Linked DNA regions of Homo sapiens: regions 2 and 3 are each linked to region 1. Evidence: read pairs that join two places in POLR2A ChIA-PET (ENCODE). Cell type or tissue: GM12878. All regions are shown on one strand. Each heading gives the region's core, and the rest is flanking DNA. Links, peaks and the distances in the headings are about the cores only. Region 1 overlaps GLE1 (GLE1 RNA export mediator). Region 2 has its middle 16 kb from the start of SET. Region 3 holds the start of DYNC2I2 (dynein 2 intermediate chain 2).

Region 1 (9,284 bases), core at 4,104-9,103:
AAAAAACTCATGAAAATTAGACATAATAAATACATATATATTTTTTCAATCAACAGGTGGAGAATAAAATATAGAAATCTTCTAGAAAACAAAACAATAAGACAAAAGGAAAATGAAAGAAAGAATAGGACATATAGAGGATTAACTTAGGCAATGGAGAGGTGAACTAATCAAGGGGAAAAATTTCCAAAGATGCAGGAAATAAATCTTTGAATTAAAACAACTCTGATATGCAGAATTAGTCGTTTCTCACCATCTCCATTGCTACCACCCTACTCTAAGCAACCACCATCTTTCACCCAGATTACAACAATGTTCCAAATATTTTACTTATTTCTCTTGTTTACTTCTGTCTCTTCCCACCACAATATAAGCTCTATGTCTATAATGTTTACTGTTTTATCTAGACCTGGAACAGCATCTAGCACATAGGTGCTCAGCAAATATTTATTGACTCAATGACCAATGAGGCAAGATGTTAGAAGACTTTCATTTTCTTTTTCTTTTTTTTTTTTGAGATAAAGTATTGCCCTGCTGCCCAGGCTAGAGTGCAGTGGCACAATCTTGGCTCACTGCCACCTCTGCCTCCCGGGTTCAAGTGATTCTCCTGCCTCAGCCTCCCCAGTAACTAGTATTATAGGCATGTGCCACCATGCCCGGCTAATTTTTGTATTTTTAGTAGAGATGGGGTTTCGCCATGTTGGCCAGGCCAGTCTGGAACTCCTTATCTCAGGTGATCCACCTGCCTCACCCTCCCAAAGTGCTGGGATTACGGGCATGAGCCTCCGTGCCTGGCCAAGACTTTCATTTTCTAAATTCCTGTACTCTGAAACATTTTTACAAGATCATGCATTGCTTTCCTAATTAAAAAAAAATACATGCTGGGCGCAGTGGCTTATGCCTGTAATCCCAGCACTTTGGGAGGCTGAGGTGGGTGGATCACCTGAGGTCAGGAGTTTGAGACCAGCCTGGCCAACACGGTGAAACCCCGTCTCTACTAAAAAATACAAAAATTAGCCAGGCGTGGTGGCAGGCGCCTGTAATCTCAGCTACTTGGGAGGCTCAGGCAGGAGAATTGCTGGAACCCAGGAGGCGGAGGTTGCAGTGAGCCAAGATTGCACCACTGCACTCCAGCCCGGGCTGACAACAGCAAGACTCTGTCTCAAAAAAACAAAAACAAAAAACAGGCCGGGCACGGTGGCTCATGCCTGTAATCCCAGCACTCTGGGAGGCCGAGGCGGGCAGATCACGAGGTCAGAAGATCAAGACCGTCCTGGCTAACACGGCAAAACCCTGTCTCCACTAAAAATACAAAAAATTAGCTGGGCGTGGTGACAGGCACCTGTAGTCCCAGCTACTTGGGAGGCTGAGGCAAGAGAATAGCATGAACCTGGGAGGCGGAGCTTGCGGTGAGCCGAGATGGTGCCACTGTACTACAGCCTGGGCAACAGAGCAAGACTCCATCTCAAAAACAAAAACAAAAACAAAATACAATCAAATAAATTAATTAAAATAGTGCTGCTATTTTTTCAAGAGGCTAAGGTCCTGACTGGGCATCGTGGCTCATGCCTGTAATCCCAGCACCTTGGGAGGCTGAGGCAGGTGAATCACCTGAGGTCAGGAGTTCGAGACCAGCCTGACCAACATAGTGAAACCCCGTCTCTAGTAAATAGAAAATAAAGTAGCTGGGTGTGGTGGCGCGAGCCTGTAATCCTAGTTACTTGGGAGGCTGAGGCAGGAGAATCACTTGAACCTGGGAGGTGGAGGTTGCAGTGAGCCAAGATTACACCACTGTAGTCCAGTCCAGCCTGGGCAACAAGAGCAAAAACTCCACCTCAAAAAAAAAAAAAAAGAGGCTAAGGTCCCATTTTCTCAGAATAAGCTTATCTAACAATCCCAGACCATTTCCAAATTTTGGAGAAGTAAATGGAAGCCAGAAAAGGCTAAGTAATTTTCCCAAAGTCACATGTAAAATGTAACAGCCAGGATCTGAAACCAGACTTGACTTCAGAGCACTCACTCCTGACCTCTATTACACTACCCCCAAAACTAAACAGTAGGTGGGAAGGATGAGTAGCATACAGTGCCCATTCCTACGCCCTGGGGAACTGCAGTTAAATGTGGCTCGCAGGATCAAGGCTGCCTTCCTTCATGGGTTCACTTACTGTTCCTTTCATTCTGTGTACCAGTTCGTACATTCGGACGCAGCCTTCCACTTTGATCCCCCGTGAGGACTGAAGTACCATAGATTCTGTGTGCTGGGACTCATCTTTGCCCTATATGAGCAGAAAATGGAAAAATAATTAAAAAATAAGTTTTTAATATGGTAAAGTTGGTGTTATCTCTTCTAGACAAAGACCACATCCCAACTTATGAACAACCACCAATAACAAGAGCAAAAAAAAAATTTAGGTCAGAACTAGTGTGCTTTTCATGAATGACATTGACTTTGTTCTAATTGTTTTCTTTAATAAATTGATGTTTGTTACTTTGGGTGATTTTTTGGGTTTTTCTATGTTTTTTTTGACTTGTTTGTTTTACTCTGCCTAGAAAATGTTTCCCCTTTCTTCAGATCAGTGTCCATTTATCCTGGGATGCTTTGGATGGAGTATCCCCAACCTACATCCCTAAGCTTCCATCCTCCTGGCTTCAGGAGAAAGCTGGCTATCAAAGTACTCTATCCTCAGGCCGGGTGTGGTGGCTCACGCCTGTAATCCCAGTACTTTGGGAGGCAGAGGTGGGCGGATCACAAAGTCAGGAGTTCGAGACCATCCTGACCAACATGGTGAAACCCCGTCCCTACTAAAAACACAAAAATTAGCCAGGCGTGGTGGCACGCACCTATAATCCCAGCTACTGAGGAGGCAGGCTAAGGCAGGAGAATCCCTTGAACCCAGGAGGCGGAGGCTGTAGTGAGCTGAGATCGCGCCACTGCACTCCAGCCTGGGCGACAGAGCAAGACTCCATCTCAAAAAAAAGGCCAGGCACCTTTTTCCCCAGCACTTTGGGAGGCTGTGGTGGGCGGATTACAAGGTCAGGAGTTTGAGACTATCCTGACCAACATGGTGAAACCCTGTCTCTACTAAACATACACAAGACATACCCTGTCTCTACTAAACCCTGTCTCTACTAAACATACACAAGACATACTCTGTCTCTACCAAACATACACAAGTTAGCCGGGCATGGTGGCACGTGCCTAGGCATGGTGGCGGGCGCCTGTAGTCCCAGCTACTCGGGAGGCTGAGGCGGGAGAATGGCGTGAACCTGGGAGGTGGAGCTTGCAGTGCGCAGAGATCGTACGACTGCACTCTAGCCTGGGATACAGAGACTCCGTCTCAAAAAAAAAAAAAAAAAAAGTCTGCTATCCTCCTACACCCAGTATGGACTTGAGGAATGAAAAATATGACCTGAAGGCCAGAGTTCATCTTTGAACTTTTCTAAGTTTTTTTTTTTTTTTTTTTTTGAAACAAGATCTCACTCTGTTTCCCAGGCTGGAGTATAGTGGCGTGATCACGGATCATTACAGCCTGGACCTTCCAGCTTCAATTGATCCTCCTGCCTCAGTCTCACAAGTAGCTGGGACCACTGGCGCACGCCACCACACCTGGCTAATTTTTGTATTTTTTTGTAGAGACAGGGTTTTGTCATGTTGCCCAGGCTGGTCCCAAACTCCTAGTCTCAGGCAAGCCTCCTACCTCAGGCTCCCAAAGTGCTACAATTACAGGCATGAGCCACTATGCCTGGCCTATTTTTTTTCTTTTTCTTTTTCTTTTTTTTTTTTTTTGAGATGGAGTCTCACTCTGTTGCCCAGGCTGGAGTGCAGTAGCGCAATCTCGGCTCACTGCAAGCTCTGCCTCCCGGGTTCATGCCATTCTCCTGCCTCAGCCTCCCAAGTAGCTGGGACTACAGGAACCCTCCACCACGCCAGGATAATTTTTTTTGTATTTTTAGTAGAGATGGTGTTTCACCATGTTAGCCAGGATGGTCTTGATCTCTTGACCTCGTGATCCACCCGCCTTGGCCTTCCAAAGTGCTGGGATTACAGGCGTGAGCCACCGCACCCCGCCTTTTTTCTTTTCTTTTTTTTTTTTTTGAGACAGGGTCTTACTCTATCACCCGTGCTGGCATACAGTCGTGCTATCTAGGCTCACTGCAGCCATGACCTTCCAGGATCAAGGATCCTCCTACCTCAGCCTTCTGAGTAGCTGGGACCGTAGGCATGAGCCATCATGTTCAGGTAATTTTTTTGTAAATATGGAGTTTCCCCATGTTGCGCAGGCTAGTCTCGAATGCCTGAGCTCAAATGTTCCACCTGCCTTGGCCTCCCAAAGTCCTGGGATTCCACACCCAGCTTTTTTATTTTCATTAACACACCTGACATGGATATCTTTGAACTTTTCTGATGAAGCTATCTGGGAATGCTAACCTAAGAAGATGCTGAGTCCAGGGCTACCAGTAGCCATCTTGCCACCTAATCTATCTCAACAATGAAACCAATAACTGAGAAATGGAGAGGCAAAGCCCCATGTTTGGGACACTAGATTGAGTCAAAAATAATCAATCCTATGTGGGGGAGATGTTTGAAAAATAATAATAAATAATGTCAAGCAGAAAGATGCAGAATGTAGATGTTCCTAGATCTAGGTGATTCCAAATGCACTCCTAGACTTCCTAGTTACATGAACTAATTAATACTTCCCTCAGTCCCTTAAGCCAAACTGGGTTTTTCTTACGTAAATACCAAAAATTCCTAAATAATGTGACAATCCATTACATAAAACCATTTAATAATTTATTAGGCCAGGCGCAGTGGCTCCAAAAATTACGGAATTTTATACGTGAAAATAACCTCGGGCTGGGCACGGTGGCTCATGCCTGTAATCCCAGCATGTTGGGAGGCCAAGGCGGGTGGATCACCTGAGGTCACCTAGCCTGACCAACATGGTGAAACCCCGTCTCTACGAAAAATACAAAATTAGCCAGGCATGGTGGCGCGTGCCTGTAATCCCAGCTACTCAAGAGGCTGAGGCAGGAGAATCACTTGAACCTGGGGTTGCAGTGAGTCGAGATCACGCCATTGCACTCCAGCCTGGGCGACAAAAGCGAAACTCCATATTAAAAAAAAAAAAGACCTCAGCAATTTGGTCCAGAATGAGATTTACAGATAAAGACACTGAAGTCCACTGAGGAAAAGAGGCCCACCTGAGGGCACGCCACAATATTGGCAGGATCAGATCAGAATCTGTTGCCAAGAAGCTGCTCATAAAAATACTTTTTAAAAATTTTAATTTTTAAATAATTAATGTTCACAGAAGGTTGCAAAAATACATACAGGAAGGTCGCATGTACTTTTCACCCAGTCTCCCCCAATAGTAATGTCTTTCATAAATACAATAAAATAACAAAACCAGTAAATTGATATTGGTACAATCCACAGAGCTTATTCAGATTTCACCAGTTTTAAAGGCATTCATTTGTGCTTATGTATAGTTCTATGTAATTTTATCACATGTAGATTCATGTAAACACCACCACACTCAAGATACAAAGCTGTTCTATCACCACCAACCACCCCATGTCACACCTATATTTATAGCCTCACCACTTCCTCCCCCATCCCTCATCTCTAAGCTATTCTCCTTCTCTACAGTTCTGCTAATTCAGGAATGTTAAATAAATAAATCTTCACCCAGGCCGGGCCTGGTGGCTCACGCCTGTAATCCCAGAACTTTGGGAGGCCAAGTTGGGCAGATCACCTGAGAACAGGAGTTCGAGACCAGCCTGGCCAACATGGTGAAACCCCGTCTACTAAAAGTACAAAAATTAGCCAGGCATGGTGGCAGGCGCCTATAATCCCAGCTACTCGGGAGGCTGAGGCAGGAGAATCACTTGAACCTGGGAGGCGGAGGTTGCATTAAGCCGAGATTGCACCATTGCACTCCAGCCTGGGGGACAAGAATGAGACTTCGTCTCAAAAATAAATAAAGAAATAAATCTTCACCCAGCCCTAGATTCTGGTTATGTTTTAGTTCTAAAAGGCTTACAGTTTTTTTTTTATGTTTAAGTCCATGATCACGTTAATTTTTTTTTTTTTTTGAGATGGAGTCTTGCTCTGTCGCCCAGGCTGGTGTGCAGTGGCGCAATCTCAGCTCACTGCAAGCTCTGCCTCCCGCGTTCACATCATTCTCCTGCCTCAGCCTCCTGAGTAGCTGGGACTACAGGTGCCCGCCAACTCGCCTAATTTTTTTTTTTATTTTTAGTAGAGAAGGGGTTTGACCGTGTTAGCCAGAATGGTCTTGATCTCCTGACCTAGTGATCCACCCGCCTTGGCCTCCCAAAGTGCTGGGATTACAGGCGTGAGCCACTGCACCCGGCCAAGTTAATTTTTATATAAGGTATGACATTTAGGTGGAGGTTCCTTTTTTTCCTTAAGACGTTCAGTTGCTAAAAATATATATTTTAAAGTACCTAGACCTTTTCTGGCAACAACAACAACAACAAAATCAACATAAATATATATATTTATGTATATTTATAATATATATATTATTTATTTTGTTGTTATTATTTACTCAGTCTCTATATATACATATATTTTGAGACTGAGTCTTGCTCCGTTACCCAGGCTAGAGTACAATGGCATGATCTCAGCTCACTGCAACCTCCGTCTCCCGGGTTCAAGCAATTCTAGTGCCTCAGCCTCCCAAGTAGATGGGATTACAGGCGTGCGCCACGACGCCCAGCTAATTTTGTATTTTTAGTAGAGACAGGGTTTCACTGTGGTCAAGCTGCTCTCGAACTACTGATCTCAAGTGATCCACCTGCCTCAGCCTCCCAAAGTGCTGGGATTACACGTGTGAGCCACCACACGTGGCCACAAAGAATATTTTTTAAAGACTAATATTTTAAAAGATGAACTACTAGATAGAAAAAAAATACTTTCTATGTAAAAAAGAAAAAAAAAAAAAAAACTGGCCAGGCACAGTGGCTCACGACTATAATCCCAGCACTTTGGGAGGCCGAGGTGGGTAGATCATCTGAGGTCAGTAGTTTGAGACCAGACTGGACAACATGGCAAAATCCTGTCTCTACTAAGAATACAAAAATTAGCCAGGCATGGTGGCGCACACCTGTAATCTCAGCTACTTGGGAGGCTGAGGCAGAAGAACCGCGTGAACCCAGGAGGCAAAGGTTGCAGTAAGCCGAGACCATGCCACTGTACTCCAGCCTGGGTGACAGAGCTAGACTCCATCTTAAAAAAAAAAAAAAAAAAAAGCCTGGGTGTGGTGGTTCACACCTGTAATCCCAGCACTTTGGGAGGCCGAGGTGGGCAGATCATAAGGTCAGGAGTTTGAGAACAGCCAGGCCAATATGGTGAAACACCATCTCCACTAAAAATACAAACATAAGCCGGGCGTGATAGTGGGTGCCTGTAATCCCAGCCGCTCAGGAGGCTGAGGTGGGAGAATCGCTTGAAGCCGGGAGGCGGAAGTTGCAGTGAGCTGAAATTGCGTCACTGCACTCCAGCCTGGGGGACAGAGCAAGACTCCGTCTCAAAAAAAAAAAAGAAAAAGAAAATAGCCAAGTATGGTGGTGTCCACACGCAGTCCCAGCTATTCGGGAGGCTGAGACAGGAGGGTGGATTGAGCCTGGGAGGTGGAGGCTGCAGTGAGCCATGTTCATGCCACTGCACTCCATCCTGGTTGACAGAGACAGACCTCAGCTCAAAAAAAAGGGAGGGTGAAGAAGAAGACATGTTCACGTATATTTGTATATACACAAACTACCTCTAGAAGTATATAAAAAGTAATTTTAAAAAACTTCCAAAATTTAACTTTTTTTTGAGATAGGGACTCACTCTGTTGCCTAGGCTGGAATGTAATGGCTTGATCACAGCTCACTGTAGTCTCAAACTCCTGGGCTCAAGTGATCCTCCCATCTCAATGTCCCAAGTAGCTAGGACAACAAGCTCGAGCCACCATGCCTAGCCAATTTTTAAGTATTTTGGAGAGACAAGGTCTCACTATGTTGCCCAGGCTGGTCTTGAACTCCTGGGCTCAAGCAATCCTCTTGTCTTGGCCTTCCAAAGCACTGGAATTATGGACATGAGCCACTGTGTTGGGTCCAATTTAACTTTTTTTTTTTTTTTTGCGTTTAGGAGTGGAGGTTTAATAGGCAAGAGAAAGAGAAAGGAAAATAGTTCTCTCTCTAGTGAGAGAGAGGGGTCTTCTGAGAGGAAATGGCCCCAGTTTAGCATTTTTAAGTGGGAGAAATAACAAAAAAACAGAGGCAGGGACAAAACAGAGCCAGGAATAGGGTAAAATCTCCTACAGAACCAATGAGAGAAGGCATGTAAACTTAAAGAGAAGGTATACATTTCACTCTAAGCCTTCTTCCAGCAGATAACACAAAAAGGGAGACCATATCAGTTAAACAGACGCAGCGTTCATCAGAAAAAAAAAAAAATCCAATTGCTCATGAAATTAGTTATACTATTCTCGGTACTAAGAATAGAGGGGATTTTTCTCCCTCTGGATCTGTCTAAAGAGAACACTGAATGGTGCTGTCAACATTGTCTCTACAACAGCTACAACAATGAGCAATCATTATTTCCCCTAGGGTATGGTCACTGTCATATGACAATATTAAACATTTTGACTTTGCAGCCACCATGTCTTTTGTCTTAAGCTGATCACAACCTTACCTTGGTTCCATTTGGTGTTGCAGGGGAGGCTGGGGAAAAGGCAGAGCTTGCGTCAGGAGATTTGGGAACAAATGAGGGTTGATCTAGGGCTGAAGCTGACGTAGAGGATGGCGAAGTCTCAGACAGAGGTTGGTTCTCCTGCATATGGGGTAGGACGTGCTCTACCACCCATCCAGAATAAGAAGATAGCTTGGGAAGAGACATACATTCTTCTAAAACATCCTAGAGAAAAGAATAGGGTTAAGCTCAACTTACACGTCAACTGTTCTCAGTATAATCCACTACATGCCTTACTGAACATCTAAGAAGGCCTAAATAAATAAACATCAAAGACCCAAAGTAATGTATTAACAATCAGATGAAAACAAAGTACAGTGGTTTCTTGATAATGACCTAGACTACTATCCTTCTAATGAAAATCAGACTAAATAACCCTAACTACAGAAAAAGGGACAATGCACAAAGATTCCCACTAAAGCATATGTGAAAGCAATCTAAAGCACTGAACAGAACACGAGGAATTCTGAAGTAAGCTACTGTATACACAATCAGTAGAATGTCAGTCACTTAACAATGG
Region 2 (9,930 bases), core at 4,931-9,930, 160 kb before region 1:
GCGAAACTCTGTCCCAAAAAAAAAAAAAAGAAAAGAAAAGAAAACTGCAGCTAAGTCGAAGGGAAAAAAGCAAAGTCCAAACCCACGTGGTTAGTATGTTGCCATTTGTGTAAAAGAGGAGTAGATAAAAACACTTTGCCAGTATACCTCTAACACAGCTGTTGAAGGATTCCCAATAAACGAATCACATGGCTGTCCCCAGAGAAAGGACTGGGTGATCAGAGGTGAGAGGACAAGGATAGGTGGTAGCAGTGTTACTCTACCCTGCCGTGTTTTTTGTTGTTGTTGTTTTTCAGATGGAGTTTCCCTCTTGTAGCCCAGCCTGGAGTGCAGTGGCGCGATCTTGGCTCACTGCAACCTTCTGCCTCCTGGGTTCAACCGATTCTCCTGTCTCAGCCTTGCGAGTAGCTGGAATTACAGGTGCCTGCCAGCACGCCGAGCTAATTTTTGTATTTTTTTTTTTTTTAGTAGAGACGGGGTTTCGCCACATTGGTCAGGCTGGTTTTGAACTCCTGACCTCAGGTGATCCACCCACCTCAGCCGACGCAAAGTGCTGGGATTATAGGCATGAGCCACTGTGCCTAGCCTGTGCATTTTGTTTTCTTGTTTTTGCTTTTGAGATGGAGTCTCACTCTGTCACCCAGGTTAGAGTGCAGTGGAGCGATTTCAGCTCACTACAACATCTGCCTCCTGGGTTCAAGCAATTCTCATGTCTCAGCCTCCCAAGTAGCTGGGAATATAGGCATAAGCCACCATGCCTGGCTAGTTTATTGTATTTTTAGTAGAGATGGAGTTTCACTATGTTGGATAGGCTAGTCTCGAATTCTGCTCTGCATTTTGAGTTTGGAGGCTTGTGAACTTTTTTCTTTCTTTTTTTTTTTTTTTGAGACAGAGTTATAGGAGTGAGCTATGGCACCTGGCCCTTTGTGAACATATTACATTAAAAATAAAACTGGCTGGGCATGGTGGCTCACGCCTGTAAACCCAGCACTTTGGGAGGCTGAGGCAGGTGGATCACGAGGTCAGGAGATCAGGACCATCCTGGCAAACACGGTGAAACCCCATCTCTACTAAAAATACAAAAAATTAGCCGGCCGTGGTGGCAGGCGCCTGTAGTCCCAGCTACTTAGGAGGCTGAGGCAGGAGAATGGCCTGAACCCAGGAGGTGGAGCTTGCAGTGAGCAGAGATCTCGCCACTGCATTCTAGCCTGGGCAATAGAGCGAGACTCCGTCTCAAAAACAAAACAAAACAAAAAAAAAAACAGCTGGGGCCAACCATAGTGGCTCAGGCCTGTAATCCCCACACTTGGGGAGGCTGAGGCAGGCACATCACTTGAAGTCAGGAGTTTGAGACCAGCCTGGCCAACATGGCAAAACCGTGTCTCTACTAAAAAATACAAAAATTAGCCTGGCGTGGTGACAGGTGCCTGTAGTTCCAGCTACTCTGGAGGCTAGGGTAGGAGAGTCACTTGAACCTAGGAGGCGGAGGTAGCAGTGAGCTGAGATCACACCACCGTACTCCAGCCTGGGCGACAGAGCAAGACTCCGCCTCAAAAAAAAAAAAAAAAATTCAAACACATAAGACCTCACTTTTCCTGTTTGTTTGTTTGTTTGGACTGAGTCTCTCTCTGTCACCCAGGCTGGAGTGTAATGGCAGGATCTAGGCTCACTGCAACCTCCACCTCCTGGGTTCAAGTGATTCTCCTGCCTCAGCCTCCCGAGTAGCTGAGATTACAGGTACCCACTATCATGCCCGGCTACTTTTTGTATTTTTAGTAGAGATGGGGTTTCATCATGTTGGCCAGGTTGATCTTGAACTCCTGACCACAGATGATCCACCCACCTTGGCCTCCCAAGTGCTGGAATTACAGGCGTGAGCCACTGTGCCTGGCCTGTTTGTGTGTTTTTTAATATTTTTTCTTTATTTTTAAATTGAGACAGGGTCTTGGTTTATCATCCAGGCTGGAATGCAGTGGTGTGATCATAGCTTACTGCAGCCTCCACCTCCCAGGCTCTAAGTGATCCTCCCTCCTCAGCCTCCTGAGTAGCTAGGACGACAGGTGTGCCCCAGCAAATCAGCTAATTTTTGTATTTTTTGTAGAGACAGGGTCTTGCTATATTACCCATGCTGGTCTTGAACTCCTAGACTCAAGTGATCCTCCTGCTTCAGCCTCCAGGGTAGCTGGACCTGGCCCACCTTTCCTTTCCTCTCCAGCTTCTAAAATTTGAGCTTCCTGGACTCCCAGGGGCGTTACTAGGCAACTGTGGCAACTCTTCCCAGTTCTAGAATGGAGCTACAGGGCAGCTGGGGGCAAAGCAAAAGGTGTCCCTCCACTCCACCCAAAAGTTGACAGGCTCAGGGAGTACCAGATGTTCCATAACCCCAAGGCCAGGCTCCCTCTGGGAACCAGAAGTTTCCAAAACATTGTATTGTTTCTTTATCTGTTCACCTGTCCGCTTGGGATGGCTGTAGATAGCTACCATTTATTGAGCATCAGCTGGACCTACATGTGGCGCTGACTAAGCATTACCCTTTTGAATCCTCCCATCCATCTTTATAGGATAGTATTATGCCCTTATTTTACAGTTGGGAGAACCAAACCAAATGAAGAATCAAGGCTCCGCCAGGCTCGGTGGCTCATGCCTATAATCCCAGCACTTTGGGAAGCTGAGGTGGGCAGATCACCTGAGGTCAGGAGTTAGACTAGACTAGCCTGGCCAACATGGTGAAACCTCATCTCTACTAAAAATACAAAATTGGCTGGGCATGGTGGTGCATGCCTGTAATCCCAGCTAGTTGGGAGGCTGCAGCAGGAGAATCGCTGGAACCCAGGAGGCGGAGGTTGCAATGAGCTGAGATCGCGCCACTGCACTCCACCCTGGGTTGACACAGCAATACCCTGCCTCTAAAATAAATAAATAAAAAATAAATAAAGACTCAAAGGCATAACTTGCCCTAAAATCAAAGGGCAAGGAGTAGAGGAGTCAAGATTCCAACCCCTGTCTTTCTGGCTCCCCTATACCAACATAGCCTTAGTGTAATGAAAACAGACCGCTCAGGAAGGCTGACAGTGAAGCAAGGCTGGTCTCTGAGACCCCCGGGAGATCAGCTCTGACGGGGCCTCAGGAATCTCCCGGTAGAGTTTCTCTACCACAGACATTTCTCTTTCCTTGCCCCTCACACTGAGCTCTGGCTCCTGAGTATTCCTTAAAAAGTTATCATTGGCTGGGCGTGGTGGCTCACGCCTGAATCACAGCACGTTAGGAGGCTGAGACGGGCAGATCACTTGAGTCCAGGAGTTTGAGACCAGCCGCACGACATGGCTAAACTCCATGTCTAGACATTTTTTATTTTTTTTGAGACGGAGTCTCGATCTCTCTCTCAGGCTGGAGTGCAGTGGTGCAATCTCTGCTCACTGCAACCTCCATCTCCTGGGTTCACGCGATTCTCCTGCCTCAGCCTCCCAAGTAGCTGAGATTACAGGTGCGTGCCACCATGCCCAGCTAATTTTTGTATTTTTAGTACAGACAAGGGTGTCACCATATTGGCCAGGCTGGTCTCGAACTCCTTACCTTGTGATCCACCGTCCTTGGCCTCCCAAAGTGCTGGGATTACAGGCGTGAGCCACCACGCCAGGCCAAAATTTTTTTTTAAATTAGCTAGAGACGGCCAGGCATGGTGGCTCATGCCTGTAATCCCAGCACTTTGAGAAGCCAAGGCAGGCGGATCACGAGGTCAGGAAATTGAGACCATCCTGGCTAACACGGTGAAACCCCATCTCTACCAAAAATACAAAAAATTAGCCGGGTGTGGTGGCGGGCGCCTGTAGTCCCAGTGACTCGGGAGGCTGAGACAGTAGATGGTATAAACCCAGGAGTTGGAGCTTGCAGTGAGCCGAGATTACGCCACTGCACTCTAGCCTGGGCAACAGAGCGAGACTCCATCTCAAAAACAAGACACACACACACAAAACAAAAAAAATTAGCTAGCGATGATCAGGTGTGGTGGCTCGTGCCTGTAATCCCAGCACTTTGGGAGGGTGAGGTGGGTGGATCACCTGAGGTTGGGAGTTAGAGACCAGCCTGACCAACATGAAGAAACCCAGTCTCTACTCAAAATACAAAAATTAGCCAGGTGTGGTGGCGCATCCTGTAATCCCAGTTACTCGGGAGGGTGAGGCAGGAGAATTGCTTGAACCTGGGAGGCTGAGGTTGCGGTGAGCCAAGATTGAGCCATTGCACTCCAGCCTGGGCAACAAGAGTGAAACTTCATCTCAAAAAAAAAAAAAAAAAAATAGCTGGGTGCGGTAGCTCACGCCTGTAATCCTAGCACTTTGGGAGGCCTAGGGGGGCGGATCACGAGGTCAGGAGATCGAGACCATCCTTGCTAACACGGTGAAACCCCATCTCTACTAAAAGTACAAAAACATTAGCCGGGCTTGGTGGCTGGTGCCTGTAGTTCCAGCTACTCGGGAGGCTGAGGCAGGAGAATGGCGTGAACCCAGGAGGTGGAGCTTGCAGTGAGCCGAGATTGCACCACTGCACTCCAGCCCGGGTGACAGAGCTAGACTCCGTCTCAGAAAAAAAAAAAAAAATAGCCAGTGAGGTGGTCTGTGCCTGTGGTCCCAACTATTCAGGAGGCTGAGCAGGGAGGAGCCCTTGAGCCCTGGAGGCAGAAGTTGCAGTAAGCCCAGATTGCACCACTGCACTCCAGACTGGGCGACAGAGTGAGACTCCTTGAAAACAAACAAACAAAACAACTGTTTGCTACTGTATTTTTTAACCATTAACAAATGTTTTTGACAACTTTTTGCCATTATGTATAAATAAGAACATTTTATTATTGACAGTATTTTTTAATCTTGCATTATTTTTGTTGGGTAAATGTGCTATACTTATTTAAGCCTCAAAGGTGAAAATTTAAGCTGCTACTACTGTTTGATCATTATAAGCAACTCTGTGATAAACATCTGAGCAGCTAAGTCCTGGCACATATACATGATTGTTTCCTTAGAGTATGTTGTTAGAACTACAATTGTTAAGTGAAAAAGTATGTAAAATAAAAAGGGTTTTTTTTTGAGACTGAGTCTCACTCTGTCGCCCAGGCTGGAGTGCAGTGGCCCAATCTCGGCTCACTGCAAGCTCCGCCTCCCGGGTTCACACCATTCTCCTGCCTCAGCCTCCCTAGTAGCTGGGACTACAAGTGCCCGCTACCACGCCCCACCAGTTTTTTGTATTTTTAGTAGACACGGGGTTTCACCATGTTAGCCAGGATGGTCTCCATCTGACCTTGTGATCCGCCTGCCTCGGCCTCCCAAAATGCTGGGATTATAGGCGTGAGCCACCGCGCCCGGCCAATAAAAAGGGTTTTTAACATGTTCCCAAATTGTCCAGTTGCTCTTCTGTAGTGTCTGTGTATATTTCAGTACATTTCATTGAATCTGGCTTCTTTCCATTTTGGCAGGTGGAAATTTTTTTCCTTTTTTTTTTTCTCCCCAGAAGCATAGATTTAAGTTGCCCTGAATAGACACTTCCTGGTAGTTGGAAAATTTTATCTCACAGCTGGTATTATTAATGAGATTAAACTTTTTTTTTTTTTTTAGAGACAGGGTCAGTGTAGTGGCTCACAACTGTAATCTCAGCATTTTGGGAGGTTGAGGCGGGCACATCACCTGAGGTCAGGAGTTTGAGACTAGCCTGGCCAACATGGGGAAACCCCGTTTCTACTGAAACTATAAAAATTAGCCAGGCCTGGCGGATCACGAGGTCAAGACATCCAGACCATCCTGGCCAACAAGGTGAAACCCTGTCTCTACTAAAAATACAAAAATTGGCCGGGCGCGGTGGCTCACACCTGTAATCCTAGCACTTTGGGAGGCCGAGACGGGCGGATCACGAGTTCAGGAGATCAAGACCATCCTGGCTAAACGGTGAAACCCCGTCTACTAAAAATACAAAAATTTAGCCAAGCATGCAGGTGGGCGCCTGTAGTCCCAGCTACTCGGGAGGCTGAGGCAGGAGAATGGTGTGAACCCAGGAGGTGGAGGTTGCAGTGAGCTGAGATCGCGCCACTGCACTCCAGCCTGGGCGACAGAGCGAGACTCCGTCTCAATAAATAAATAAATAAATAAATAAAAATACAAAAATTAGGCCGGGCGCGGTGGCTCAAGCCTGTAATTCCAGCACTTTGGGAGGCCGAGGCGGGCGGATCATGAGGTCAGGAGATCGAGACCATCCTGGCTAACACGGTGAAACCCCGTCTCTACTAAAAATACAAAAAAAATTAGCCGGGCATGGTGGCGGGCACCTGTAGTCCCAGCTACTCGGGAGGCTGAGGCAGGAGAATGGCTTGAACCCAGGAGGCAGAGCTTGCAGTGAGCCGAGATCGAGCCGCTGCACTCCAGCCTGGGCGACAGAGCAAGACTCCGTCTCAAAAAATAAATAAATAAAAAATAACAAAAATTAGCTGGACGTGGTGGCACGCACCTGTAGTCCCAGCTACTCTGGAAGCTGAGGCAGGAGAATCACTTCAACCCGGGAGGCAGAGGTTACATTGAATCGAGATCGGCCACTGCCCTCCAGCCTGGAGACAGAGTGAGACTCCGTCTCAAAAAAAAAAAAAAAAAAAAAAGAATTAGCCAGGCCTGGTGCATGTGCCTGTAATCCTAACTACTTGGGGGGCTGAGGCAGGAGAATTGCTTGAACCCAGGAGGCGGAGTTTGCAGTGAACTGAAATCAAGTCACTTCACTGCAGCCTGGGTGACAGAGCAAGACTCCATCTCAAAAAAAAAAAAAAAAAGAGAGACAGGGTCCCACTCTATTGCCCAGGCTGGAGTGCACAGAAGCAGGATCACAGCTCCCTGTAGTCTTGAACTCCTGGGCTCAAGTGACCCTCCCACCTCAGCCTCTCTGGTAGCTGGGACAGGTGCTCATCACTGTGCCCAGCCGAAGTTCTTCATGTGTTTCTTGACTGATGATGCTACTGCTTTTCTAAACTGCCCATTCTTGGGTGTTTCTTTTTTTTTTTTTTTTTTGAGACGGAGTTTCGCTTTTGTTGCCCAGGCTGGAGTGCAATGGTGCAATCTGGGCTCACTGCAACTTCTGCCTCCCAGGTTCAAGCGATTCTCCTGCCTCAGCCTCCCAAGTAGCTGGGATTACAGGCACGTGCCACCACGCCTGGCTGATTTTGTATTTTTAGTAGAGACGGGGTTTCACCATGTTGGTCAGGCTGGCTGGTCTCCAACTCCTGACCTCGGGTGATCCACTGCCTCAGCCTCCCAAAGTGCTGGGATTACAGGCCTGAGCCACCACACCCCACCGCGTTTCTCTCTCTCTTTTTTTTTTTTTTTCTTTTGTTGTTGTTGTTTGAGATGGAGTCTCACTCTGTTGCCAGGCTGAAGTGCAGTGGTGTGATCTCGGCTCACTACAACCTCCTCCTCCCAGGTTCAAGCAATTCTCCTGCTTCAGCTTCCCGAATAGCTGGGACTACAGGTGTGGGCCACCACACCCAGCTAATTTTTGTATTTTTAGTAGAGATGGAGTTTCACCATGTTGGCCAGGGTGGTCTCGATCTCTTGACCTCATGATCTGCCCGCCTCAGCCTCCCAAAGTGCTGGGATTATAGGTGTAAGCCACTGTGTTTGGCCTCTCTTTTTTTTTCTGAGATGGAATTTCACTCTTGTCACCCAGGCTGGGGTGATATGGCACAATCTCAGCTCACTGCAACCTCTGCCTCCCAGGTTCAAGCGATTTTCCTGCCTTAGCCTCCCGAGTAGCTGGGATTACAGGCACCCACCACGACGCCCAGCTATTTTTTTGTATTTTTAGTAGAGACGGAGTTTCACCATGTTGGCCAGGCTGGTCCCAAACTCCTGACTTCCGGTGATCCGCCCCTTGGGCTCCCAAAGTGCTGGGGTTACAGGTGTGACCCACCAGCGGTGTCCAGCCTTTTTTTTTTCCTTTGAGACAGAGTCTTACTCTGTAACCCATGCTGGAGTACAGTGGCAAGATCTTGACTTAGTGCAATCTCTGCCTCATCAGTCAAAGCAATTTTCATGCCTCAGACTCAAGTAGCTGGGATTACAGGTGTTCACCACCATGCCCAGTCAATTTTTGTATTTTTAGGCCAGGTGCAGTGGCTCATGCCTGAAATTTCAGCACTGTGGGAGGCCGAGACTGGCGGATCACAAGCTCAGGATTTCAAGACCTGGCTCAGCAACATAGTGAAACCCCGTCTTTACTAAAAATACAAAAAATATAAGCGTGCATTGTGGCACACACCTGTAATCGCAGCTACTAGGGAGGCTGAGGCAGGAGAATCCCTTGAACCTGGGGGGCAGAGGTTGCAATGAGCCAAGTTTGTGCCACTCATCACCAGCCTAGGCAACAGAGCGAGACTCCATCTCAAACAAAGTTACGCTCTTGTTGCCCAGGATGGCGTGCAATAGTGCGATGTCGGCTCACCGCAACCTATGCCTCCTAGGTTCAAGCGATTCTCCTACCTCAACCTCCCAGGTAGCTGGGATTAGAGGCATGTGCCACTACGCCCGGCTAATTTTGTATTTTTAGTAGAGACAGGGTTTCTCCATGTTGCTCATGCTGGTCTTGAACTCCCGACCTCAGGTGATCTGACCACCTCAGCCTCCTGAAGTGCTGGGACTAGAAGTGTGAGCCACTGCGCTGGGCCTTCTTTTTAATTTTAATTTTAAAAATTTTTTTTAATTTCTTAAATTTTTTTGAGACAGAGTCTCGCTCTGTCGCCCAGGCTGGAGTGCAGTGGCGCAATCTCGGCTCACTGCAAGCTACACTTCCCAGGTTCACGCCATTCTCCTGCCTCAGCCTCCCGAGTAGCTGGGACTACAGGCGCATGCCACCACGCCTGGCTAATTTTTTGTATTTTTAGTAGAGACGGAGTTTCACCGTGTTAGCCAGGATGGTCTTGATCTCCTGACCTCGTGATCCGCCCGCCTCGGCCTCCCAAAGTGCTGGGATTACAGGTGTGAGCCACCACACCCGGCCCAATTATATATTTTTAGTAGAGACGGGGTTTTGCCATGTTGGTCAGGCTGGTCTCAAACTCCTGACCTCAGGTGATCCACCGGCCTCGGTCTCTCAAAGTGCTGGGATTACAGGTGTGAGCCACTGCACCTGGCCATATGGCAGGTTAGTTGTTATACACTCCTTAGCATATTTTGACCTCCATATACACTGTCCCGGTAAGTATTTTATTTCTATGTATTCAAGGCACTTGATCTTTCCTTTTCTTTTTTTTTTTTTTCCTTTTTTTTAGACTGAGTCTCGCTCTGTTTTCCAGGGGTGCAGTGGCATGATCTCAGCTCACTGCAACTTCTACCTCCTGGGATCAAGCGATTCTCATGCCTCAGCCTCCCCAGTAGCTGGGATTACAGGTGCATGCCACCATCCCTGCTAATTTTTGTATTTTTAGTAGAGATGGGATTTCCCCATGTTGGCCAAGCTGGTCTCAAACTCCTGACCTTGTGATCCACCCATCTCAGCCTCCCAAAATGCTGGGATAACAGGTGTGAGCCACTGCGCCCAGCCTTTTTTTTTTTTTTTTAGAATGGTCTCACTCTGTTACCCAAGCTGGCGCTGGAGTGTGATGACACAATCGTGATTTACGACCCAATGCAGTGGCTCACGCCAAGGCGGGCGGATCACAAGGTCAGGAGATGGAGACCATCCTGGCCAATATTGTGAAACCCGTCTCTACTAAAAATACAAAAATTAGCTGGGCGTTGTGGCCAGACGCAGTGGCTCATGCCTGTAATCCCAGCACTCTGGGAGGCGGAGGCGGGCAGATTACAAGGTCAAGAGATCGAGACTGGCCGGGCGTGGTGGCTCACGCCTGTAATCCCAGCACTTTGGGAGGCCAAGGCGGGCGGATCACAAGGTCAGGAGATCAAGACCATC
Region 3 (7,466 bases), core at 2,467-7,466, 150 kb before region 1:
CCAGGAGGTCAAGACAGCCTTGGCCACAGGGTGAAACCCACTCTCTACAAAAAATACAAAAAATTAACTGGGCATGATGGCGTGTACCTGTAGTCCCAGCTACTAGGGAGGCTGAGCTGGGAGATCACTTGAGCACTGGATGTTGAGGCTGCAGTGTGCCATGATGGTGCCACTGCATTCCAGCTTGGGTGACAAGAGTGATACCCTGTCTCAAAAAAAAAAAAAAAAAAAAAGAAAAAAACTATAATAGATATGAACAAAACCTAATTGGGCTACAGAAAATGGAACAAATACATCTACTTGCAGATTAAAAGGAGCCCAAGCCCCATCTCATCCTAGCACACCCTCCTCCACTGTCCTGGCAGTAGCAGGTATGGCCATCTGCGGGGGTGCTTATTCTCAAAAATGTCCCCAGCCCAGCCTGTGTCTTTGTCACTCCATGGAGCTCACACTCACTTTTCTTCCTTCCTCTCCTTCCCTAGTCCCTGCACTAGGTCAGACAATCCCCTTTGGGGTACAGGAAACAAAGCAGGAGGAGTTTGAGGTCCCTACACTGCAGCAGAAGAAGAGGAAGGAGTGGGGCCTGAATTGACCATAAAGGATGTAGGGGCCACGTTGTTCCACTGTAATGTCAAGGAGGGGGTGGCCATTGTTTGTCCCAGCCTGGGGCTCCCCCTCTGGTTTCCTATTTGTAGTTACTAGAATGAAAAAAAAACATGATAGATAAATAAATAATCCACTGGCAGAGATCAGAGAGGTTCAATCTGGATCATTAAGAATGAATTGGGGCCGGGCGCCGTGGCTCACGCCTGTAATCCTAGCACTTTGGGAGGCTGAGGCAGGCGGATCACCTGAGGTCAGGAGTTTGAGACCAGCCTGGCCAAACCCCATCTCTACCAAATATACAAAAATTAGCCAGGTGTGGTGGCCCACGCCTGTAGTCCCAGCTACTCAGGAGACTGAGACATGAGAAATGCTTGAACCTGTGAGGCAGAAACTCCGTCTCAAAAGAAAAAAAAGGCTGGGTGCAGTGGCTCACTCCTGTAGTCCCAGCACTTTGGGAGGCCAAGGCAGGTGGATCACCCGAGGTCAGGAGCTCGAGACCAGCCTGGCTAACATGGTGAAACCTACAAAAATTAGCCCAGCATGGTGGCAGTTGTCTGTAATCCCAGCTACTCTGTAGGCTGAAGCAGGAGGATCACTTGAACCTAGGAGGTGAAGGTTGCAGTGAGCCAAGATCGTGCCACTACACTCCAGCCTGGGGGATAGAGTGAGACTCTGCCTGCAAAAAAATAAATAAATAAATTAGCCATGAATGGTGGCGGGTGCCTGTAATCCCAGCTACTCGGGAGGCTGAGGCAGGGAGAATTGCTTGAACCCAGGAAGTAGGTTGCAGTGAGCCGAGATCGCGCCATTGCACTCCAGCCTGGGCAACAAGAGCAAAACTCCATCTCAAATAAAACAAAACAAAACACCCAAGACTGTAACACTTGTGTTTTGGAATTATGAATATCCTGCTGCTTTATGTCCAGTATCCATCTGTAGGGCACACCAGCCTCTCAACACAAAGAGCATGGGCAGATGGCGCTTTCATTATGGCCACCATTGATTGAGCCCCCTTCAGGTTTCAGGCTCTTTTTTTTTTTCCCCAAGACGGAGTCTCGCGCTGTTGCCCAGGCTGGAGTGCAATGGCGCAATCTCGGCTCACTGCAACCTCCGCCTCCCAGGTTCAAGTGATTCTCCTGCCTCAGCCTCCAAAGTAGCTGGGACTACAGGCACATGCAACCATGCCCAGCTAATTTTTTGTATGTTTAGTAGAGATGGGGTTTCTTTTTTTTTTTTGAGATGGAGTCTCGCTCTGTCGCCAGGCTGGATTGCAGGGGTGCAATCTCGGCTCACAGCAACCTCCACCTCCCAGGTCCAAGTGATTCTTCTGCCTCTGCCTCCCTAGTAGCTGGGATTACAGGCGCCTGCCACCACGCCCAGCTAATTTTTGTATTTTTAGTAGAGACGGGGTTTCACCATGTTGGCTAGGCTGGTCTCCAACTCCTGACCTCAGGTGATCCGCCTACCTCGGCCTCCCAAAATGCTGGGATTACAGGCATGAGCCACCAAGCCCGGCCGGCTTTTTTTCAGACATTCATCCCCTGAGGATCAAGTAAGTGTGATTGTTATTAGGACCTGATGCATGGGAGCCTCCAAAGTAGCTGGGAATACAGGTGCCTGACACCACGCCCGGCTAATTTTTTGGTTTGTCTTTTTCTGAGACAGAGTTTCACTCTTATTGCCCAGGCTGGAGTGCAACGGCTCAATCTCGGCTCACTCCAACCTCCACTTCCTGGGTTCAAGCGATTCTCCTGCCTCAGACTCACGAGTAGCTGAGATAACAGGCACCCGCTATGTCACCCGTATAATTTTTGTATTTTTGTAGAGACAAGGTTTCACCATGTTGGCCAGGCTGGTCTTGAACTCCTGACCTCAGGTGATCTGCCCACCTCGGCCTCCCAAATTGCTGGATTACAGGCGTGAGCCACCATGCCAGGCTGGTTTTTCTTTTTGTTTTTTTTTTTTTTTTTTTGAGATGGAGTCTCACTCTGTTACCCAGACTGGAGTGCAGTGGGGTAGCAATTCTCCTGCCTCGGTCTCCGGAGTAGCTGGGATTACAGGCATGCACCACCACATCTGGCTAATTTTTGTATTTTTAGTAGAGACAGGGTTTCACCATGTTCATCAGGCTGGTCTGGAACTCCTGACCTCAGGTGATCCACCTGCCTTGGCCTCCCAAATTGCTGGGATTACAGGCGTGAAACATTGCGGCCGGCTCAACACAACAACCTCATTATTAAAACAGCTTTGACCTGGCGCAGTGGCTTTTGCCTGTAATTCCAGCACTTTGGGAGGCTGAGGTGCGCAGATCCTGAGGTCAGGAGTTCGAGACCAGCCTGGCCAATATGGTGAAACCCCGTCTCTACTAAAAATACAAAAATTAGCCGGGTGTGGTGGTGCATGCCTGTAGTCCCAGCTACTTGGGAGGCTGAGGCAAGAGAATCACTTGAACTCAAGAGGTGAAGGTTGCAATGAGCCGAGATTGTGCCACTACACTTGAGCCTGGATGACAGAGCGTGACACCATCTCAAAAACATAAATAAATAAATAAAAAATAAAAATAAAATTAGACAGCTTTGTCAGGCCAGGCATGGTGGCCCATGCCTATAATCCCAGTACTTTGGGAGGCTGAGGTGGGCGGATCATGAGGTCAGGAACTCGAGACCATCCTGGCTAACATGGTGAAAGCCTGTCTCTACTGAACATACAAAAAATTAGTTGAGCGTGGTGGCATGCGCTACTCTGAAGGCTGAGGCAGGAGAATCGCTTGAACCCGGGAGGCAGCAGTTGCAGTGAGCCAAGATCACACCACTGCAGTCCACTCTGGGCAACAGAACAAGACTGTTTAAAAAAAAAAAGAAATAATAGGCAGGGCACAGTGGCTCATGCCTGTAATCCCAGCACTTTGGGAGGCCGAGGTGGGCAGATCACAAGGTCAGGAGATCGGGACCATTCTGGCTAACACGGTGAAACCTTGTCTCCACTAAAAATACAAAAAAACTTAGCTGGGGGTGGTGGCGGGCGCCTGTAGTCCCAGCTACTTGGGAGGCCGAGGCAGGAGAACGGCGTGAACCCGGGAGGCGGAGGTTGCAGTGAGCCGAGATCGTGCCACTGCACTCCAGCCTGGGCGACAGAGCGAGACTCCGTCTCAAAAATAAAATAAAATAAAAATAATAATAATAATGAGTTTTGAGGGTTTTTTTTTTTTTTTTGACAGGGTCTCACTCTGGCACCCATGCTGGAAGACAGTGGCGCAATCATGGCTCACTGCACTTGACCTCACAGGCCCAAGCGATCCTCCCAACTAAGCCTCCAGAGTAACTGGGCCATAGATGCATGCCACTACACCTGGCTAACTTTTTTTTTTTGAGACAGAGTCTTGCTCTTGTTGCCCAGGCTGGAGTGCAATGGCGCCATCTTGCCTCACTGCCACTTCCACCTCCCAGGTTCAAGTGATTCTCCTGCCTCAGCCTCCGGAGTAGCTGGAATTATAGGCATGTGCCACCACGCCTCGCTAATTTTGTATTTTTAGTAAGGACAGGGTTTCACCATGTTGGTCAGGCTGGTCTCGAACTCCTGACCTCAGGTGATCCACCCGCCTCGGCCTCCAAAAGTGCTGGGATTACAGGTGTGAGCTACTGCGCCCAGCCCTAATTTTTTAAATAGGTTTTGTCTTAGAGACGAGGTGTCCCTATGTTTCCCAGGCTGATCTCGAACTCTTAGGCATGAGCCACCACACCAGACCTTAGTGAGTTTGTGTGTGTGTTTTTTTTTTTTTTTTTGAGACGGAGTCTCCCTCTGTCGCCCAGGCTGGAGTGCAGTGGTGCGATCTCTGCTCACCGCAAGCTCCACCTCCCAGGTTCATGCCATTCTCCTGGCTCAGCCTCCCGAGTAGTTGGGACTACAGGCGCCCGCCACCACGCCCGGCTAATTTTTGTATTTTTTAGTAGAGATGGGGTTTCATCATGTTAGCCAGGATGGTCTCGATCTCCTGACCTCGTGATCCGCCCGCCTCGGCCTCCCAGTTGTGAGCCACCGCGCCCGGCCCCTTAATGAGTTTTTAAAAAGTCCCTTTTTCTTCAGTCTACATTTGAGGAAGGGCCTTTCTAGGTGGTGGTAAACTGAGGCCTGAGGGGTGTGCTTGAAGCAGGTGGAGGCAGAGGCCATGGGGTGGAGAGAGGGTGGGTACAGGGACGGAATCTTGGGCCCTGAAGGGATTGAATTGTGTTTTCAAATACCATCTGCTTTGGCCTGGGGAGTGGCTTAGCCTGTATTCCCAGCACTTTGGGAGGTAGAAGTGAGCAGTTCACTTGAACCCAGGAGTTCGAGACCAGCCTGGGCAACACGGGGAGACCCCTGCCCCCATCTCTACAAAAACACAAAAATTAGCTGGGGATGGTAGTGCATGCCTGTAGTCCCAGCTGCTTAGGAGGCTGAGGTGGTTGGATGGCCTGAGCCCGGAGAGGTTGAGGCTGCAGTGAGCCATGATCATACCACTACTCCAGCCTGGTGACACAGCCAGACCCTGTCTCAAAAAAAAAAAAAAAAAAAAAAATTAGGTCAGGTGAGGTGGCTCACCTGAGGTCAGGAGTTTCAAAGCAGCATGGCCAACACGGTGAAACCCCATCTCTACTAAAAATACAAAAAATTGGCCAGGCGTGGTGGCGGTTGCCTGTAATCCCAGCTACTCGAGAGGCTGAGGCAGGAGAATCACTTGAGCCTGGGAGGTGGAGGTTGTTGTGAGCCAAGATAGTGCCACTGCACGCCAGCCTGGACGACAAAGCGAGACTCTGTCTCAAAAAAAAACAAACAGGCTGGGCGCAGTGGCCCACGCCTGTAATCCCAGCACTTTGGCAGGCTGAGGCGGGCAGATCATTTGAGATCAGGAGTTCCAGACCAGCTTGGCCAACATGGTGAAACCCTTCTCTACTAAAAATACAAAAATTAGCCCAGTGTGGTGGCATGTGCCTGTAATCCCAGCTGCTTGGGAGGCTGAGGCATGAGAATCGCTTGAACTGGGGAGGTGGAGGTTGCTGTGAGCCGAGATCACGCCACTGCACTCCACCTTGGGCGACAGAGTGAGACTCTGTCTTAAAAAAAAAAAAAAAAAGTAGCATCTATCCTTCCCAGATCATTTTTTAGAATTTTTTTATTATTTTGTTGTTATTATTATTATTATTTTGAGACAGGGTCTCACTCTCTTGTCCAGGCTAAAGCACAGCGTGGTTCAATCAGGGCTCTCTGCAGCCTCAATTTCCCTGACTCCAGGGATCCTCTCACCTTGGCCTCCGGAGCAGCTGGGACTACAGGTGTGTGCCACTATGCCTGGCCAATTAAAAAATTTTTTTTTGTAGAGAGGGAGTCTTGCTGTGTTGCCCAGGCAGGTCTCAAACTCCTGGGCTCAAGTGATCCTCTTGCCTTGGCCTTCCAAAGTGCTGGCCATCTCGTCTGGCCTATTATTATTTTTTTAGAGATAGGGTCTTGCTCTATCACTCAGGCTGTAGTGTAGTGGTGTAATCATAGCTCACTGCAGCCTCAAACTACTGGACTCAAGGGATCTTTACACTCAGCCTGCCGAGTAGGTGGGACTACAGGCACGTGCCACCATGCCCAGCTAAGTTTTAAAACATTTTTTTTGTAGAGACGGGCTCTCACTATGTTGCTCAGGCTGGTTTCGAACTCCTGGCTTCAAGCGATCCTCCTGCCTTGGCCTCTCAAAGTACCGGGATTACAGGTGTGAGCCACCGCACCTGGCCTATTTGTTTATTCTTTATTTTTATTTTTTAGTCCTCAGGTCAGAATCTCCAGTTTTTTTAATTCCGGTGGGGCGCGCGGAATGGCAGAACGACATAATATAGTATAAAAAGCAATTCTTTCCTCAGGGTGAGAACTTAATAAGAAAGAGACGTTCTGGGCTCTTTGCCTGACACACAGTAGGCACATTATTTAGTTATTTGCTTTTAATTTCGATTTAATAAGCATGTTTCTGTAGAAGACCTCATTTGGGCCTCCCAGCTTTTTAACCACATTTAGGATCTCCGTAGGAATATTTTTCATCATCATTCTATTGAGACAGAGACTGAGGATTAAAGGGAGATCACTTGGCTTCGAGGTGACAGCCTGTTCGAGTGGCGCGGTTCTCGGATCTGCTGGAAGAATCAGCTGCTCAGCCAGATCTGCGCTCCCAGGCCCAGACCTCGCGGGCCGGCCACGGCCGCAGGCTGCCGCCCTCTCTTCGCTTCTGCGCTTGGCTGCTCAGCGCCATCTTTGAACCTGGCACCAATGCCTCACTTCCGCAGTTTCCTCGCCCAGGAGTAGCGCGCCTACTCTTAGAGTGCTTTTTCTGGGGACAGGGTATGCAAAACCGGTCATGCTTCTCTCTCTGGCCGAGAAGAATCGTTACTTTTCTTTCTTCCAGGTCTTGCAGGAGGCGCTGCGACCAATTCAAACATGGCGCCGTCAGCCTCACATTCCCCGTTTTCCGCTCATGGCGGCGTAGGGGCGGAGGTCGCGCCTGAGTGCGTCCGCACGAGAGGGCGGAACCGTCTCCATGGCAACCCGCGCGCAGCCGGGGCCACTCAGCCAGGCGGGAAGCGCTGGTGTTGCGGCGCTGGCGACAGTCGGGGTTGCGAGCGGCCCGGGGCCGGGGCGGCCAGGGCCGCTGCAGGACGAGACCCTGGGTGTGGCGTCCGTGCCCTCGCAGTGGAGGGCCGTCCAGGGCATCCGCTGGGAGACGGTGAGGGCGCGGGCCCCGCGCGGAGCGACGCGGGCGGGAAGGCGGGGTCGCAGCGCGGCTGCCGGGCGGGTTCGGGCGTCCCACCGTGGCTGCCGGGCGGGTTCGGGCGTCCCACCGTGGCTGC

The links. Peaks named below come from ENCODE experiments on the same cell type or tissue, not always from the same donor. Only the 100,000 strongest peaks of a DNase experiment are listed, where the experiment ranks them.
Region 2: POLR2A ChIA-PET joins it to region 1 with 6 read pairs; 6 of 35 experiments call an interaction of 5 or more read pairs at or near these places.
Region 3: POLR2A ChIA-PET joins it to region 1 with 5 read pairs; 2 of 35 experiments call an interaction of 5 or more read pairs at or near these places.

Annotation. Positions count from the first base shown.
Region 1 is chr9:128,508,521-128,517,804 of GRCh38, reverse strand. It overlaps GLE1 (GLE1 RNA export mediator), which reads right to left. Exons shown (of 16, transcript NM_001003722.2): 2 at 8,708-8,929; 3 at 2,166-2,276. Among named protein-coding and RNA genes, the nearest start is that of GLE1, 8.4 kb to the right of the region's middle. In GM12878, for the core only: no CTCF peak of the experiment used is centred there; no DNase peak of the experiment used is centred there; H3K27ac peaks cover 553 bases.
Region 2 is chr9:128,668,172-128,678,101 of GRCh38, reverse strand. It overlaps a transcript of DYNC2I2 not described here. Among named protein-coding and RNA genes, the nearest start is that of SET, 16 kb to the left of the region's middle. RefSeq lists an enhancer at 9,797-9,930. In GM12878, for the core only: no CTCF peak of the experiment used is centred there; no DNase peak of the experiment used is centred there.
Region 3 is chr9:128,656,417-128,663,882 of GRCh38, reverse strand. It overlaps DYNC2I2 (dynein 2 intermediate chain 2), which reads left to right and starts at 7,036. Exons shown (of 9, transcript NM_052844.4): 1 at 7,036-7,342. The coding sequence starts at 7,157. It also overlaps the pseudogene HMGA1P4. RefSeq lists enhancers at 6,336-6,979, 6,797-7,006, 6,980-7,466 and a silencer at 7,187-7,466. In GM12878, for the core only: no CTCF peak of the experiment used is centred there; a DNase peak (open chromatin) is centred at 6,922; H3K4me3 peaks cover 919 bases; H3K27ac peaks cover 929 bases.